Regions from separate parts of the Mus musculus genome. Here region 1 is linked to region 2. The links are chromatin loops, found by intact Hi-C in ENCODE. Cell type or tissue: heart. All regions are shown on one strand. Links, peaks and the distances in the headings refer to the core of each region. The heading gives the core; the rest is flanking DNA. Region 1 overlaps Mroh5 (maestro heat-like repeat family member 5). Region 2 overlaps Adgrb1 (adhesion G protein-coupled receptor B1).

Region 1 (10,668 bases), core at 1,263-9,262, 740 kb before region 2:
CTACTGACATACCTGGTCGCGACTATGCCTGGCAATCTCATGCGCCCTCTGGTGGTAGCCATGAGACATGGCAGGTATCTTTTCTGCAAGGCTTGCTAGTATTGAAGGGGCTGGACCAGGTGAGACCTGAATAGTAGTGACCCAGGCAGGCAGGTAGGTGTGGTGAAACAGAGCCCACCTTCAGGGAAGGTGACTCCCTAAGCCACCTTAGTGTGGTAGGACAAGTTCCTGCAGTATCAGGGAACACATTCCTTTGAGAGAGCCATCTCCCCTCTTCTGTGAATTCCTTGGGTTGGTTGGCATGGGGCTTGGAGAGAGGGAAACACAGTGGTGACTTCTTTGCCTATGCTACATGGACCTTGTGTCAGCAAGGAGGCTATGTGTACCATTACATGTAGAGTTCCTGAGCAGGCGCACCCTAGGTAAGCTACCTGCCTTAGTAATCATGGCCCAAAGTGATCATGGACCGTGTCCCAGGGAGGCAAATGGAGACCCAGAGCCTTTAGGCAACTACCCAGGGCCTCCACTCTGCCTGCGGAGTGGCCAGCGTTGGCTCTCCATTCAGCCACACACAGTGGACTGAGCCTGATGTCCTGCCAGAGTCTCCCGGGCTTAAGTGCAGGCCGCACCTGGATGTTGATGTTGGGTGGTTCCGTGAGGAGGCAGGCCTGCTTCTCCAGGTCATCCAGCTGAGGCAGGGTAAAGATGCTGCGGAAGCAGGTGGAGAGGAGGCGGGGTTTCCTGTTCACATCCATGGGCGGCCTCAGCGCACTGTTGGGAGGGTAAAGGACCCTGAGGGCCTGGGATTGTGAAGGCCGAGTTCAGGGTTCAGGAGTCCCCTGTCGTCTGCTTCTGACAATGCAGCCTTTTGCTGCCTCTACTTCTGTCTTTTGTTTATTTTTTTGTCTATGTACATGGGTGTGTTGACTGCATGTACACACATGTGAAGATGTCGGATCCCCTGGAAAAGGAGTTACAGACAGTTGTGAGCTGCCATGTGGGTGCTGGAAATGGAACCTGGGTCCTCTGGAAGAGCAGCCAGTGCTCTTAACTGCTGAGTCATTTCTCCAGCCCCAGCCTTCCCAGTCTCCTACTCATGAACGCAAGCACACACTAGCTAAGGGCCTGCTGAGGTGCCATCCCTGTAGCAATGTACCTGCAGGGCTCACTGACTGACTGACTCATCCATGCAGGATTTCCTCAACAGTCGCCTTTCAGACATCCGCAGGCCATGCCCTGGACTCTAGCAGAGCACCAGGCTTATAGGAACAGTCTACGAAGCAATACCCTACCAACTGTCAATCAACTTCCTTCAGCCAGCGCTGGGGCTCCTACCATGAAGACGTTACACACAGTCTCCCTGTCTCGCTTCCTGCTTCCGTCTCTTTCAGCACTTTTCTCAGTCCCGTGTGGTGTATGTATCCCATCTCAGGGCCATGTTTGGAAAACAGAGGTGTTTGCTGCTGGCTTCCGGCTGTGTCCCCAGACACCATGCAGGGCCTAGCAGTGACTGTGCGGCAGGCAGATAGGAAGTGAAGGCTAGCACCTGGGAAATGCAGTCAGAGTGGATAGCCACCCAGCTCCACATGCCACCCTGCCAAAGGTCATGTGGATCGCCTGCTATGGTCTGTGAGTAGGCAGCTGTGAGCCCCCTGGTCTATAATCTCCTTCGTGGTCTGTGGATGGAGAGATAAACTGGGTCCTGCATCTCTGGCTCTCTAGATCCAGCTTCACTCCTTTTCCCTGGGGCTTGGCTGGATCTAGATGCTTGGCCTACTTGAGTATTGGTGAGGGGGGTTGTCTCTGTGGAGTGGCTGTGCTCAGACTAAATGCTCTCTGTGACCTGCAGTGGCTTAACTGCTCTGCCTTGCAGGGCCTTGATGCCTGACTTCCTTCTACCTTGTCCTGCTAGCAGCCTGGGCAGGGAGTTGGCAGTCATCACAGACTGCAACCTACCAGAGGCTGGAGACAATATGGATGGCCTGCTGGCGGATGCTGGTGACCAGTGTGTCTTGCGGCTCTTTCTCCATCAGTGTCTGTAAGTTCACGGGAGAAGGTGCAGAGGCTAGCAGACCCCACCTCTGACACCAAGTCTTATTACCACTCCATGCAACCTGGGTGATGCTGCTGCTTGTCTTTAGCCACCTTGCAGTGAGATCTGGTCCATCCTTATAGAGCCAGCGTGGTCTCTGGTGCAAGACAGGTCAGGTCTGAGCCCTGAATACTGAGTCCTAGCTGCCCGGCCCTGGACTAGCTCTAAGCTGCTCTGCCTCTTTCTTCCTTAGAAATCATTCCACTTTTCTGTTTGATCTCAGGCAGGGGACAGGACCCAACCTGTTTTGATCAATGGCCCTTTGCTCCTGACACTACTGCCCAGCTTCTTGTGCATTTCTCAATATCCCAAAGAATCTACATGGGTACCCAAAATCCGAAGTGATTGGTCTGGGACCCAAGCCAAGAAATTAAGCAGAATGGAGTGTGTCGGCCTTTCTGGGTCTCAATGGCACTGCCTGTACTGTGGCCATACCCGGTCTGCTCAGGGTTCCAGCAAGACCCAACTAACTCGGGGTATATGGAGTATTTCCTGTGTTTGCCCTTTCCCAGGTCTGAGGGAGGAGGCTCCCTGTATCTAAGAAAGCTGCTGGTCTGAGAGAGGAAGCTCTGCCTAGGAGGGCTGCTCTGAGGGGCAGGCTTCCTGTGCACATACCATCAGACACTCCAGGAGCTCACTAGTCTGGGAGAACTCGTAGCTGTGGGCACCTTCGTTCCGGCTGATGGCTCCCACCAGCATCGTGATAGCAGTAAGGAAGCTTTGCTTCAGGGTCTCATCCTGTGTAGGTCAGGCCCCAGGGGACAGATCAGGCTGAGAGCCAAGGAGCTTGTGGGAGAAAGCAAGAAGCGAGGCCGAGGCCACCATCTTCAGGCACACTTGAGTCAGGGTGAGAGGGGTGTGGTGGGGACCACCGGGCTGGGAGCTGGTGGGTAGGGCCTTCCTTAGGAAGGAGCGCATGATCTTGGTTTAAGCATGTGAATTCTGTGAGCCTGGCCAAAATGTGAGAGGGGCCTGTGAGGGTTTCTGGAGTGTGGTACCTACAGCCTGGATGGGCAAGACTTATCCTGGCTATCACAAGCCAGGCTATGGTGCTCCTCGGAGAAAGGCATCACCCTGGCCTCTTAGGATCCAGCCCTCCCCCATGTGAAAATCCAGTATTTGCATTGTAAGAAGTGGGGGAATGGGGTTCTTATCAGACCAGAGGAAATTTCAGGGTAATAAAGGCACAGGGGCAATGCACAGCACAGGAGGTTTGGTGGGAGGGCAGGGGACTTGGGCAAAGGCTAAAGATGGCTGGCCCTAGGCTTCCCTGAGTTCATGATCGGGGCAGGGCAGAGCCGGAGTCCTAGCTCTGTCCTGGGGAAGGTGCAGGACTGGGGTGATGGTGAGCAAGGCAACCTGTACCCAGGAGCTGAAGTGGAAGTAGAAGATCATCCTGGATAAGATGTTGTCCACCCAGGGCAGGATGTGGTTCTTGGCCCAGGCTGCCATCTGGCCGTAGGAGAGGAGGATGGTGCTGCTGGCCCACTTCCACCGAAGGTCCTCAGTGTTCTGGCCGTGGAGCTGGGTAGGAGTGGATTTGGGGTTGGGTCTTGCCCACTGTCTACTTGGGGAGTGGTGAGAAGGGGGTACCCCGATCCCAGCAAGGTGGGGGAAGGGAGTGTCCAGAGGGTCTTTGTTCACCAAATGAGAACAGCAGAAGTGAAATTAGATTTTCAGGGAGTTAGGCTGATTATACCAGGACATCAAAGGCATTGTACTAGGCTCCATTGGAACTGGAAGAGTTGAGGCCTCTCCCGTGATAGTCTTTCCCTACAGCCCAGCACCCTGATGGGCACACCACACACTTATGGGCTGCCGGGGGGGGGGGGGCTGGAAAGATCATGCTTCCATCCAGGCAGACAGTAATGGGCAAAGTGGAATTTCCTGCTTGACTGTGGCCCAGAGTCATCTCTCCTCTCAGATGTCACCACGGTACTAGCGTGGTGACATTGCAAAAACAGTGACAGGTACCCACGGAGAGTCTGAGGCATGCACTTCAGTTCTGCCACTTGCCAGATGTGAAGAGCCAGCGGAGCCTCCTCTAGGTTGCAGGGTTAACCATGAACAGACCTGCAAGAGCATGAAGAACCTCCCCAACCCAAAATTCCTTTGGAGAGGTTCCCAGGCACTGTCTTCCAGGGGGAGTCACGTAGGGTGCAGTAAGGTGGCACAGAATGGAGCCCCCTCCAGTGTGCACAAGCAATTCTCAGGCCAAGAGTCTCACCTTTTAGATAAATCTTTGCCTCAGTGGCAACCATAATCCTAGAGTGGTTGCTATGTTTCCCTTCATGCAGTGTAGGATTTGATGTCCGCCCCTACTCCACCCCCCCACCCCCCCCACCACCCTAGGAACCCTGAGTTGATACCTTCAGGGAAAAGTTCTGCAGGCTCCTCTTGAAGGGTGTGCTCCGTCCAAACTGTTCTAAGATAGCCCAGGCATCATCCAAGTGGTTTACTGCAACCAGTCCCACTGTGAGAGCAATGCCCTGTGGGCAGAGTCCCCCCTGAGTCTGTGATCTGGATCCTGTAATTCCCCACTCCACCAGCAGGGGGCAGGAACTCACACACAATTGAGGACCTGCAGCTCAGAGCCCAGACACCCAGGAGGTGGGTGGAGTTGGGGGTGGGAAGAGGAAGAAAGGGAGCTTTGGGGTTGGTTGTCTCTCGTGCCAGCTCAGCTCTGGGCAGACATGCTCAGGATAGGAGTGAAGATGTATGAGATGCGAGAGATGCGATTGGGGCTTAGTTCGTCAGAGTTCATGCTGTGATCAGCCCTCAGGACATGACCAGGATCAGGCCTCAGTGTGTTTTCATGTTCAGGTCTCAGACTGTGAGGAGCCCTAGGGCTCAGTGTGTGGCCAGGAGGAGGGCTCAGATTCTGACTGGAGAACCACGATATGAGAGTTATAAGGACTCAGTATGCGCACAGACTCAGGAGGTCTCGGTGTCAGCGTCAGGAGCAAGGTTCAGCGTGTGGTGGGACTAGGGGCTCAGCGTGTGACCTTCAGGGCTCGCTATGGGAGCAGGATTAACAGTCGGTGTGCATTCGAGGATCAGGGTTCATTGTGAAACCAGGGAAGGGGCTCATTCTGTGACCAGGGACAAGGCTGAGTATGAACAGGGTCAGGGCTCAGTGTGAGATAGGACCATGGTTCAGTGTGTGATAAGGATCAGAGCTCTGTGTGACGGAAACCAGGGATTGGTAGGTGACCAGCACAACTCAGTTTACTGAGCCCTTACCTCCCCAAACCCCTGCTTTGACCCTCACCTCCCCCTGCCTGGGGCCTCCCTTCCCCCCTTTGGGGCCTCACCTCCCTTTGCTTGGCCCACTGGTGAGATGTCTCCAAGAGGGTTGTGAGATGCGTCCTGACGGTGGTGCTGTTCTCCTCAGCTTGAAGGATTAGCCCGTAGTAGGTGAACAGGAAGGCCTGGTGGGATTCAACATCCTGTCCTGAGTGGGACCCACCTGACCTGAGCGCCTATGACCAAGTTCCCCAGGTTTCCTTACTCTGAGGCCACCCTTCCCATCTTGCCCGAGGAAGGCCTAAACCCCAGCCTGTGGTGAGGAAGGGAGGTGCTTCTAGTCCAGCTGCCCAGGCCTCGTTCCTTCTCCCTTTGTTCAAGGGCCCTGCTTGTCTGTGACAGATCCCATGGGCCTGTGTGGTGAATAGGCTGGGGCCCTTGGGAACAGTGTGTGTGTGGGGGGCTACCTTGTCCGGGGTTTGCTCTTGCTGTGTTCTGCCAGACTTGGTGATGGCCCACAGCAACTCCTTGGACCACACATCTGTGTTCAGGAACGGCACCGACTTTCTGGCCATCTGTGAGGCGAGGCAGGCAGGGCTTGGAGGCACTTTCCCAGAGCCGGAAAGCCCTGGCTTCATTAGCCCCTCCTCCTTCCTCTAAGTTTTCAGCACTTTGGCTTGTTGGATGGATCTCAGAGATGGAGAACATGTTTCTCAAGGTACCCCCCAGCTGTGTTCAGGATATCTGAACCCTGGGAGGCTGCAGTGTGGTATCCAGCCATGTTCCCAGCCTGGGCTGAGGGCCCAGCATCAGTGAAAGTGGCCCTGAGACAGGGTGGGCCTCATAGACAGGGTTGAGTCTGCTTCTCAGTGTGTTTCCAGTGCCTGGCATGGTGCCAGCCTGTGGCAGACGCTCGACTGTTTCTTAATGAAATGAGGGATCAATGCAATGACCCTTCTAAATGCAGGATTCTGGAAGGTTCCATCGTAGCTCAGTAGGATGACTGTAATTATGTCTAATAGACCTTCATTTCCAACACTCCCAGATGCCGTAAGTCAATGAGCCTGAGGTTTTTGTTCCTAATATTCTTCTGGTGTTAGGGACACACCTTAACACTCAACTCTTAGAAAATATTGATAAACGGTCAAAGTCGTTTGTTTGAAACATGTAAGCTAAGTTGAGAGATACAGTTGAGAGTACGATGTCCCCGGCCTCTCTTTTTGGAACAGTAATGTCGATTCTGTGGCACTGCGTGTTGGAAGTATGTCGTTTTCTTCTTGATTTTACAGGGTACAATTAAGGGATTACCTTGAGTCCCCGAAAGAGACTGAACTGTGGACCTTTCAGCAGTGTTGAGACCGTGGAGAGCTATGAGGACTTTTAGAGTTGGATTAAATGCATTTTGTTCTGATACGGCTACAAGCCCGTGGGGACCAGGAATGGAATGTGGTGGCTTGAAGGATAATGGCCCCCATAGTCTCATATATTGGAGTATGTGGTCCCTAGTTGGTGGAACTATTTAGGGAGGATTAAGAGGTATTGGAGGAGGTGTGTCTCTGGGGGTGAGCTTTGATGTTTCAGAAACCTACAACATTTCCAGTTTACTCTCTGTCTCCTGCTTACGGACTAGATGTGAGCCCTCACCTACTTCTCTGGCACCATGCCTGCCTGCCTGCCTGCTGCCATGCTCCTCATCGTGATAGTCCTGGACCTTCTGAAGCTGTGAGCCAGCCCCTAATTACATGTTTTCTTTTATAAGTTGCCTTGGTCCCAGTGTCTTTTCACAGCAACAGAAGAGTAACTACGGCAACTTACAAAAGGGAACATGCTGATGAAGGAGGTCTAAGCTCAACCTGGCTGATATTAAAGAAATGGAAATTAGAAGCCCAGAGAATGGCTCAGTGGCTAAGGGAGCTTACCAGGCAAGCTTGAGGACCTGAGCCCGAATCCCCAGAACCACCTTAAACCCTGCCTCCAACCCAACCCAACCCAACCCAACCCAAGAACCACAAACAAATCAAGCACTGTTGCGTCTGTAATCCTAGCAACATGACTATCCTATAAAGAATATTTAAAAGAAATGGAAATTAATACTTAACTTGGTCCAAGACTGCAAAAAGACTAGATTCATAATATTATTTCCATCAACTGAGGACCACAGACAATGTCCCATTAAGTTGAAATGGAGCTGGGAGAGTTCTATTGCTGCTGTCATAGGGTCTTTGCTCCTAGGTTTTGTGTGTGTGTGTGTGTGTGTGTGTGTGTGTGTGTGTGTGTTTGTATGTCAATTGGTGATGCTGGAACAGGCATATGTGCCACCAGTCTTGTCAAACTTGACACACACAATTATGGTGTGGTGTGTACTCCTTGATCATGATAAATGACTCCCTTGCTGGCTTATGCATCCACTCCTTTGATCATTATTTGAGTATATTTCCTGCATGGAATATATATATATATATATATATATGTATATATATATATATATATCCCTCACTCTGCACTCTGCAACAGTGTCAGCAGGCAGCAGCCCCATACAGCTTGTGAGTACCATCTCTTACTTTCATCAAGGCTCTGTTTGCACAGCCCTGAAAATGCCCAGCAGATCTGCAACACAAAAGAAGTGTTCTTTGGTAGCAGGGTGATTGAATGGACAGCTTTTCATATGTGTATGTGTGAACATTTTGGCAGCACCAATTAAAAAACAATATTGACACAAATTAAAACCCAAGATAAATTTGTTTAAGCAACTAAACTTCTAGGGATTTATCATAAAAAAAGTTCTAAATGAGAGAAACCGTGAACCCAAGGGGGAGTGTCTTGCAAGGCAGATGACCATCTTAAAGCGCCCCCTGTAGGTAGGATTGTTTGTCATTTCCCTAGTCTTAGTCTTCCATCCCTGAGTTGGAGACTGCTCTCATCAGATGGCAGAACCTGATAAAAGCTTGCTTGCCCTGGCTGGGCCCTGCTCTTGGTCTGTTCCCTGCTTTCTAGGATACAGGGCAGATGCCAGGTTGATCCCAGAGTACTGTGACTACTGGGAAGCCTCCAGGTTACCCAGAAGCAGCGGGCTGTGTGTGTGTGTGTGTGTGTGTGTGTGTGTGTGTGTGTGGCGGGGGTCCTGTCTTTTCACCCAGTCCCTTCTGTCTGCTCACTGATGAGTACGGGAGCCTCTTGTCTGCAATGTGAATGTCAAAACTCTGAAAATGAAACATTCTTCTCCCGATAGCTCTGCAGTCTCCTGTGTGTGTGGCCCAGACTGACCCAAGCTGATGTGGCATGGATTGCAGGACTTGTGCCTACCTGTCTCGGCAGCACAGGTGGGGGTGGGGAGGTGGGGGGTGGGTCAGTGTTTCTGTCTGTGCATGCTCTCTACACCCTGTTCAGAGCATCCAGGGACTATATAAGGCAGGCATTACTTCACTTAGAAAAATCAGAATATTTGAAACTTTGAAGCCTATCTATTCCCAATGGATATATATTGTATTATATATAGTATATATGTATAATATGTTATATAACACACATATATGCATGTAACTCCTGTGTATGTAACACATATATGTATGTAACATATATGTGCATATCTACGTATATAATATATATATACAACACACACACACACACAGACACACACACACAGGCCACAGAGATGGCTTAGTGGTTAAGATCACTGGCTGCCCTCCTAGAGGAACTGAGCTTAGTTCCCAGCACCCACTTGGTGGCTCACAACCATGTGTAACTCCCGTTCCAGGAGATCCATTCCCGCTTTCTGCAGGCACTGCACACACATGGCACACACACATACACAACTTGAGGGAGTCAGTTCTTGCCTTCATGTGGGTGCTGAGATTGAACTCAGGTCATCAGGGTTGGTGTAAGCTCTTGGAGCTTTGTTACCGTTTAAAACCTTCAGGCGTAGTTAACGTACAGTGATGTTCACAGCATTGAGGGCAAGAGACTTGCGCACACTCTAGAACTGCGAGCTTCATGTATCTTCTAGCTCCTGGAATCTGCGCAGAGCTCCCGAGACTCACCACCAGCACGACCCTCTCTGATTATAAGTTGGTGTCGACTTTTCTGGAATTGTCTGTAGAGCCTGTCAGTGTGTGCTTTTTTTTTTTTTTTTTTTTTTAACTGAGTATCTCCGATATCCATCCAACCTGCTGCCTGCATCAAACTTCATTTTATTTTTTAATATGGAATGTTTTTAAAAAATTGGTTTGTGTTTGGGAGGCTTCCCCTTGTCTGGCTTCCTAAGGCGGACATCGGGTTGTGGGTTCAAATCTCTAGCTCTGCCAGCTCTACTTGTCTCCAGTTTGAGGTTAGCGCAAGGATGGCTGCTTGGCGCTTTTTGCAGGGGTGTGTAAGAGTCCACAGAACAACTCCCCAGGATTCTTCAGGGTCACACAACTCCATCGGATTCGTCCAGGTAGAACTGGGCGTTTTCTCTGCTGGAAGCAAATCTCAGGAAAACCCTAACAAGCCAACTGCTGTCTTGACTAGACAGGCCAGACCTCGCCTGCTCTTGGTCACTGACAGCTGACTGGTGACACCTATCGCGTGAGGACCGGGTGCTTCAGTCACCGCTCCCCAGGACTGGAGGTGGATTTCAGACCCGCTTTCTTGGGTCCATTTGCTAGGCAGCTAATGAACAAATTTGTTAACTCTTGCAAGCATGTCGTTCAGCGACTGGGCTTGGCTGGGCTTGGAACGGGACGGTTCCACGCTGCCGTTCTCTCAAGGACTACTGAGACCTTCAGCTTCTTGCTTCAGTGCTGACATCTGCGTTTTGCAAGCAATCCTTTAACACTGAGAGTGTTAGTGTGGCTGACAATTATTCTGTGCTGGAAGAGACACCCCCCCTCTTAATCAGTACCGTGACCCCTTGTGATGAACTTTGCTTTCATTTCTTTGTATTTGCTGTGTGGACCAGGCTGCTCTCACACTTAGGGCACTTCTCCTGCCTCTGCGTCGAGGGCATTTTTTTTCCTCCTTTCTACTTATTTTGGGCTTAGTTCGTTCTCCCTCGGTAGCTTCTGACAATGAAGTTTCATATCCTTACTAATATATAAAAAAACTTTTTTGTACCTCAGGATGTTCAAATACATTTTCATTAACACTCACTTAAAATATTAAAAATATTTTTCTAATTTTTCCCTCGGATGTCTTTTTCCCTACATTTCGCTGTGAAGTGACTTGTTTAATCTCCAAGCATTTGGAGTGTTTTCAGATATATTGTGCAACACTGACCTCTAATTTAACTTTTGGTCCTAGAAGTCTTCTGTTTGGTTTTAGTCCTCTTAAATTGGTTGGATGTTGATACACAG
Region 2 (8,000 bases), core at 1-8,000:
GTACATATATGAATTGTACATGTGTGTATGGTAGGGTGTACTTTGTGCACACATATGTACATGCATACATATGTGTATGGTGGCTACACCCATATATGAATACATATATAGTGTATTTTGCACATATGTGTTCATGTAATCACATGTTCACATGTATAACACATGAAAACCCAGTGGGTATACCGGTTTGATTATTGTGTTTGCAGTGTCTTGCATTTATATATGTATACTCTCATGTATGTATGCCAGCATTGTGTGAGCCCACATATGTCTTTGTTTATTGCTAGGCAGACTCCTAGTAATACGCCAAAAAATTTGTATGTGTACATGTGTGAACATGTGGGTGTTTATGCAGCACATTGTAACTGTATATGTGTCTGTGGGTGTATGTATATATGCCAGGTATGTATGTACCCAGCACTGAGCATGTAGGCTTGTGTGTGCATGGTGAGTATGTGTATGTGTATCCAGGGTGGGCTCTGTCTGTTTGACTTGCTTGGCTGCTGGTCTATTGGAAGATAGTTTGGAGAACACAAGGGCTAGGCCCCAGCATATGAGGCAGAGGGTGCGTTCTCATGTGTAGGGTAGACTGACCACTCAGCTCACATAAGGTGCCTGCATCCTGCATGCAGACTCTGTCACTTCCTGGCCGTGGGAGGGGAAGGAGCCCAACGGTGACAGCAATGGCTGTCACTGAGTGCAGACTTTGTTCTAGAAGTGTCACCTAGAGGTGAGTTCCTGCTTCCTATGGCCATGAGTTAGGCCCCAGCAGACGCTGTCCCTGCCTTGGTCATCTTTTCACAGTTGCTCTGCCTCCTGAAGATCCCTCCTTAACCCCTCCCTAGGCTCTCCCCTGTAGCATTGTGTGTCCTGCCCAGTAAAACACCTTTTCCCTTTCTGCCTTCCCTGACAAGTATCACTTTCAAACATGCCGTACAACTCCTCCAGTGGGCCTCTTACTCACCGCCTATGTTAATATGTGAGCAACACAGACACTGGGCACACCCCATTCATTGATGCTTCCCAAGTGTGGAGGACTGGGCTTAAAGATGGCACTCAGCACATGCTTGTGAAATCGGGCCAGAGGTAGTAGGTTACATAGCTTGTAAGAGAGGACTAACCGCAGACTACCAGGTGACATCCTATGCACTGAGCTCTGCCTCGGTGGTGGCAGTGGCTAAGGACGCAAGTTAGGCAACTTTTCATGCTGAGTCAGGTTGTGCAGCTGACTCTCCGCTCTTGACTGCTGAGCTCTGTGCCCAGGGCCTTTGCCCTCACTGTCTTCTGGGAGCGGGCAAGCTTGGGCACCCATCCCCTCCTAAGTCAGGCAATGTCCAGCTGACTTGGAGAGACAGCAGGCATCCCACTGAGTGTGTGGCCCGATTTCAGCCCTGCCCTCCACACAAGGCCTGTCCAAGTGCCACATGGCCATGTCACACGTTGGATTCTAGGCTAAGGCAACTGTGCCTGCTGCCTAGTCTTCTAAGGCTGCCAGGCCCTCGTACCAACTCTTGTTATGCACTGTCCCCAACTCCCTGTCTCTCTGTTTCCTCCTCCATCTCTCTCATGTCTCTGCTGCTGGTGAGATGAATCATTTTTTCTCAAGGGCTGCTTTAAATATTCATGTTTTAATTAAAGAATATTATTGCAGAAATGACATGTAAGATAATGAAAAAGCAGGATTCTGGGGGGTGGGGCCTGGGAGTTCCTGGGAGTCTGTGAGTGTGTCTCTGTGTGTTCTTGCGTGTCACTGTGTGTCATCGTGTGCTGCTGTGAGTGTGGCCCATGAGCCCTTGTATATCTCTCTGAGTTTGTCCCTGTGAGTGAGTGTGTCCTGTGCCTCCCATGTGTTCCCATGACTGTGTTCCTGTGTTTCCCTGTGAGTATCCTTGGATGTATATGTTCATGTGAGTGTATTCCTGTGAGTGTTATTGTGGGTGTGCATTCCAGCATATATTTGAGCCCTAGTGTGTATGCATTGCTAAATGTGTCTGTGTGCACTTGCCTGAGGTGGAAGGCTGGGTTGAGTCTCCTGGTTGAGTCAGGGTGTGCACATATGCTACACCGTCCTAGGAACCCTGGAATGCCCAGGGGCTCATGACTTCCTAAAGACTAAAGCAGATCCCCTCACTGTGCCTGCAGCCCTGGTTCTCCTTGGCCAGGGATTCCCCCAAATTCTATGCATCTCTGTCCCTCAAGACACCCAAGAGGAGGTGAGGCAGTGTGTAGCAGTAGAGGCTGAGCCTAGGGGGAGCCTCTAGGTGTGGTTTGGGCTTCATTGGAGTTTGTAGGGGTGACGAGGGTAATAGAGAGGTACCATGGTCCACTATGAAGATTCTGTTGCCATCTTGGCTCTGTGTGTGTGTGTGTTCGTGTGCACATGCACACACACACATTTTAGAAAAATATAGAAAGCAGGCTTAAGTGCACATCATAGACAACTCTCCTAGAAGGAAAGAACAGGATAGGGTCCTGTGGAAATGCTGGATGTGGTGAGTACCATCACCCACAGGGAAATTCCCATGTGCCTTAGCTCATACTGTGTCACCTGTCTCAGCTCTGTCCCAGAACTGCACCTGCTTGGACAGGAGCAAGAAGTCCTTGTGACCTGAACTTGGGTCATGCCTCCCACGATGATGGGAGGAAGGTCAGCAGCCTCTGCCACCCACTCTGCTAACTGAGAGGACAGAGGCCACTTGTCTAAGGTCTCCAGCATAGACTAAATGTTTTGAGCCTTTAAATAGGCCCCATCTCAGGACAGGGAACACCCAGCAACAGGAATTTCCTACAGATGTGGCTTGCTTGCTCATCTAGTGCCTTGTTTCCCACCCCTGAGAATTGGGGTTGGGACAGTACTCGTTTGTAGAGTTTGCCTAAGGGGGCTGTGTGGCTATGGGGGATCAGGGAGGCCAGGGCTGCACAGTCGACAGTAGACTTGGTAACTGCTCTCTCCATCTACCCTGGGATCTGAGTGCTGTTCCCTGCCAACCCTGACAGTTGCTGGCAGCTTGCAGCTGGCTGAATCAGGATCTGCCCAGTGAAGGGCTGCAGGGACAGGTTCCTCCGCAGCCCCTGCTTGTACCCTTAGTGTCTCCCTTGTTCCTGGTCCAGGAGCTCCAGACTCAGCTGTTGGGACCAGTGTCTAAGTACTTTGTGACAGTCCTGCTCCAGCTGGGTCCTGGGGGGTGGGGGTAGGGGTGGGGGCAGGGGTCTTGCTAGCCCTCTGGGCCAGGACTGTCCCTGGATCTGCCATGAGTGTCTGGTGAGCCAAGTGGCAATGTGCAGGAAAGCTCTGCTGTTCGACCTGCTGGAGTAGGGATCCCTCTGCTGGACGAAGTTGGAAGTGCATGATTCCCCTCCTCCAAAGGGGATCCCAGGAACTGGGGAGAGACTGGCTGGGGGAGGAGGGATCTCTTTTCTTCTCCCCATTTCGGCCCACTTGGGGTGCAGGATCAGGGGAACCCACCACCTTCAAGCCAGGGCATTAGGGTGGGAAGAGTACCAGAGCCTCTTCAGTACACACCCTCCCTCCTGGGTGGCCGGCCTGCCTGGCCGATAATTGGCTCTATTCATGCCTGTAATGAGATGGAAATGAGGCCGCCAGACAGAGGAAGCATTGAGCTAGGAAGAATGACAGCTTCTTTCCGGGCCTGGAGGGGCAGCCCACCCCTGAGCCCTGCCTGCTCCTTCACTGCCCCCTTGTGCCCACCCAGCCCAGACGCACCTCTGTGTCCCCTTGTGCCCTTCACTGGCCCCGGGGCTTCTTCCTTCCTAAAGCTCCCTCTGGCATGGATGCTTTCAGTCTGGGCCAACATTTATCATGTCAGCTGTGTGTGAGGACACACATTAAAAATGAAAATGATAATAAAAACAGCAGTTACCATTTTCTGAACATTCATTAGTGGAAGGAGTGTGGGCCACGTTGGGGAATCAGTCTGTGGCTGAGATCAGGGCCCAGTATGTAATGGAGGATCCGGGATCCTCTGCCTAGCATCCAAGGATCAGGGACAAGTGTACAGGGCCAGATGCTGGTTTGTGACCAGGGCGAAGAATCAGTAAATGTCTAGGATCAGGGTTTAGTATACAACCACAGCCAGGACTCAGTGTATGACCTGGAGCAGGGTTTAGTGAGACCAGAGTCAGGGCTGGGCCAGAGGAGGGCATCTATCCTCAGTCACAGGGTCCCCTCTCCCCCAGCTTCTGATATGCCCCACCTCTTCTCTCCCCTCCCCCTCCCACATCCTCACCACCTGGGTCACCAAGGTAACCAGCCCCGAAATAGTGGGTGTTTTGGCAGCTGAGGCCTAACCTGGGTCTATCCTGAAAGGCTGTGTGCTGCAGTAGTTGCCATGGGAACTGAGTGGCATCCTCCGATTAGCCCAGCTTGGACACCCTCTCTCCCACCCACTGCCAGTTTTCACATCACTCAGGCTTCCTTGTGGGGGCTGGGCTGGAGCAGTGAGGGGGCACACGCAGGATACAGAACCCTGACCCCACCCTGGGCCTGCCTCAGAGACTCCTGGCTCCTTTGTCTGGAAGCGCGCAGTGGGAATATGGCTGCAGCAGGTGAGACTCCTGAGGCTAGAATGCTGAACCATGGTTGGTCCTGGCAGGTGGCCTTCCTGGGCTGGCGGGTGGGGCTGAGATCAGGAATCAGATTTGGTTCAAGACCCAGAGTCTGACCTGGTTGAGCTGTTCCTGCTTGTCCTGAGCTAAAGCATGTGACCAGCGGCCTCATAGCGGCCACCTGGGCCTGTCCTGTGAACAGCTGCTGTCCTGTCTTTCCTATTATGCATGTGAGGCTGTGCTGGAGACTTTCTGCCTGCTGCTCTCAACTTTGTCTTGGTGGGGGTATCATGGTGTATCTTTTCCTGTACCCTAGTTGTGCCCTTGACCCCATCCCTGGGACCTTCGGGTGAAGGTGAAGATGGTATTGATGATATAGCTACTACTCAGATCTTGCAACCCTGACTCCCTAGCTTGGCACCTTGGCAGAACTGGAGGTTTGGGGGCTCTGCAAGAGGCATAGGAACCTGGAAGGTGGCCCTCCGAGTCCTACCCATCTCAGAAGAGTGAGCGCTCACTCACTAGAGGGCCAGTCACTCACTGGTATCCCAGCGCCCCCTGCTGGTCCATCTGAGCACAAGCAAGGGACGCTGGGCCAGCTCTAGCGGTGGTCTTTTCCAAACCCTCTCTTTTGGGCTCTTTGGGCAGATGATAAGGCCCAGGGAGATGACCATGATCCATGGGGCCATCAGGCAGGTTCGTGCACATTCTGGAACCCACCATCTCTAAGTTCTCAGCTCAGACAGGGCCTCTTTCTACCATCGTGCCAACCAGGTTGGCAGCTCAGAGTGGCCTAGACCTGCTTTGCCCAGTAGGTGGGCGGATCTGTAGTCTAAGGGAGGTTCCAGGCTACCAGTAATGGGAGTGGCTGTTCCATACCCTGGCTCTGAAGTGAAGATGTGGAGACCTTGGCAGTGACCTCAACTGAATAGGAATGCCAAGGAACAATCTCGGGGGTTTGAAGACAACAACCTCAGGGGTTTGACCGCCCATGGAAAGGCTGGATTCAGGTGTTTCTGAATGGTGGCACACATCTGTCACCAGTCCTCACACTAAGAGGCAGCATGGGGTGAGCAGGAAGTGACTATTTACTCAAAAAGTCAGCCTGGGACCACGGTAGATACTTATCCCAGACCTACCTATGACCTCCTGGCTCAGGGCAGACAGCAACTCTCTAAAGGGAGTTGGGACCTGGGGGCAAAGTTTCCCATGACCTTGCCCTACCTTACCGTCTACCCCTACCAGACCTCGTTTCTCCTTACCCTTTCAAAGCCTGTAGCTACCCTTTCGGGCCTCTGCCTACTCCAAAGACGGCAGAGCCCTGAGCTTCTCTTGTTCCCCCAGGTGGCTGGAAACTGTGGTCCTTGTGGGGCGAATGTACGCGGGACTGCGGGGGAGGCCTGCAAACTCGAACCCGCACTTGCTTACCCACCCTTGGTGTGGAGGGCGGAGGCTGCGAGGGCGTTCTGGAAGAAGGTCGCCTGTGCAATCGCAAGGCCTGCGGTCGTAAGTGGGCAGGGCAAGGGTGGGGCTGAAGTGGTGGGTGGGGCCAAGTCGGGGAGGAGTCAAGGACAGAAAGGGGCAGGGTAGGACGTCAAGGGGAAGAAAGTAGGCGGGATTTTGAAGAGAAAAACTTGGTTGGGGACAGGGATGCCTTAAAGGCGGAGCCTCGAAGGCCCTGCCTAACCCTGACTAGGTAGGATCTAGGAGGAGGCAGGGTACCTGGAGCTTGATGTGGGTTCCGATTTTTCAAGCAGTGGGCACAAGCAAGCCGCAGTCAAGCCAGTGAGCTCCAACACGAGAGGCCTCCGGGATGTATTTCTCTAATAAGGCTTTCTAATGACCTCATGAATTTTTTAGCTGCTTCCATAAAGTTAAATCAAGTTCTAATGAGACTGTCATTCTTCCGGTTTTGTTTTGCTTTTTTGGATGCTCTTTCCTGAGGAGACAACTCTACTCAGGAGGCTGGGGAGGACCCTGTGTATCTCACAGGGAGGGAGGCATGGGATATTGGGCAGGAGGAGGCAGCAGACATTCTAAGGAGTTGTCCTATAACCCGGGAGGCTGAAAGAAGAGGCAGGAGCCTTAGAGAGTGGGCCCACAGTGGCCTGGTGTCAGGGAACATGCTCTGCATGGGGCTGTCCCTTGGGGTTAGACTGCTCTGGTGACAGTAGGTGACAGTAGGTGGCCAGCTGTGTCCAAGGACAGAGGGAATCCCCCTGGGATGCTGACCTGAGCCCATCCCACAGCCACTGGGCGCAGCAGCTCACGGAGCCAGTCCCTGAGGTCCACGGATGCCCGGCGACGTGAGGAGTTTGGGGATGAGCTGCAGCAGTTTGGGTTCCCATCTCCCCAGACTGGTGAGCTGGCAGGGTGGGTAGGACTGGCCTACACATACCCCAAGGCAGGGAGGGGAGAGTGTTGGCTTCTGGGACCAGGTCAGTAATGGCCACTAGTTGCCACTAGTAATTCTAGTAACTTACGGCTATAATGCATCTCATCTAGTTTGTACCAGACTCCTGCTCCAGGCAGACTGGCTTAGGGGAGGCTGATAGGAAAGTTAGAACCCTGCCCCAGCCAGACCCAGACCTTGAGGAGCCCAGCTAGTGGGAAAGTAGGTCATTTTGAGACCTACAGAACCTCAGCCTGTGCCCCCAAACAAGGTCCTGTCTCCCCAATGGTTATCCAAACCTGGCACTGCCCTACGGGAAGGGGAACGGCAGGTCCATGATGCTGCAGGACTGGACCCACAGGTGACCCAGCAGCTGAGGAGTGGTCCCCATGGAGTGTATGCTCCAGTACCTGCGGTGAGGGCTGGCAGACCCGCACCCGCTTCTGCGTGTCATCCTCGTACAGTACTCAGTGCAGTGGACCTCTGAGGGAGCAGCGGCTCTGCAACAACTCAGCCGTGTGTCCAGGTGGGTGGGGCAGAGCCTGGGATGGGTAGGTCAGAGCCCAGGGTGGGTGGGACAGAGCTCCAGGTGTGTAAGGCAGAGCCCAGGATGGGTGTGGCAGAGCTCCAGGTGGGTGTGGTAGAGCTCCAGGTGGGTGGGGCAGAGTCCAGGTGGGTAGGGCAGAGCCCAGGTGGGTGGGTCAGAGCACAGGGTGGGTGTGGCAGAGCCTAGATGGGTGGGTCAGAGCTCCTGGTGGGGTAGGGCAGAGCCCAGGTAGGTGGAGAAGAGTCCCAGATGGGTGGGGCAGAGCTCAGAGGGTGGGGCAGAGACCAGGTAGGTGGGGCAGAGCTCCAGATGGATGGGGCAGAGCCCAGGTGGGTGGGTCAGAGCCCAGGGTGGGTGTGGCAGAGCTCAGGTGGGTGGGTCAGAGCCCAATTGGGTGAGGTAGATTCTCCAGGTGGGTGGGGCAGAACCCAGGGTGGGGCTAAGGGTGGTGGGGTGGGGCCTCTGCGCAAGGGGACCAATTGTGGCTTCCTATCT

Evidence for each region. Peaks named below come from ENCODE experiments on the same cell type or tissue, not always from the same donor. Only the 100,000 strongest peaks of a DNase experiment are listed, where the experiment ranks them.
Region 1: it touches region 2 in a loop (4-fold over the local background); 7 of 42 quality-filtered maps call a loop at or near these places.

Annotation. Positions count from the first base shown.
Region 1 is chr15:73,787,263-73,797,930 of GRCm38, forward strand. Mroh5 (maestro heat-like repeat family member 5) reads right to left here. Exons shown (of 11, transcript NM_001368162.1): 5 at 5,806-5,913; 6 at 5,407-5,523; 7 at 4,462-4,581; 8 at 3,458-3,616; 9 at 2,708-2,830; 10 at 1,957-2,036; 11 at 1-771. The coding sequence ends at 444. Among named protein-coding and RNA genes, the nearest start is that of Ndufb4c, 17 kb to the right of the region's middle. In heart, for the core only: CTCF peaks have their summits at 4,629 (motif pointing right) and 8,184; a DNase peak (open chromatin) is centred at 4,669; H3K4me3 peaks cover 542 bases; H3K27ac peaks cover 1,294 bases; H3K27me3 peaks cover 192 bases.
Region 2 is chr15:74,532,388-74,540,387 of GRCm38, forward strand. Adgrb1 (adhesion G protein-coupled receptor B1) reads left to right here. Exons shown (of 31, transcript NM_174991.3): 3 at 5,911-6,072; 4 at 6,816-6,926; 5 at 7,320-7,484. Among named protein-coding and RNA genes, the nearest start is that of Adgrb1, 20 kb to the left of the region's middle. In heart, for the core only: CTCF peaks have their summits at 3,337 (motif pointing left) and 5,128 (motif pointing left); a DNase peak (open chromatin) is centred at 3,344; H3K4me3 peaks cover 381 bases; H3K27me3 peaks cover 6,968 bases.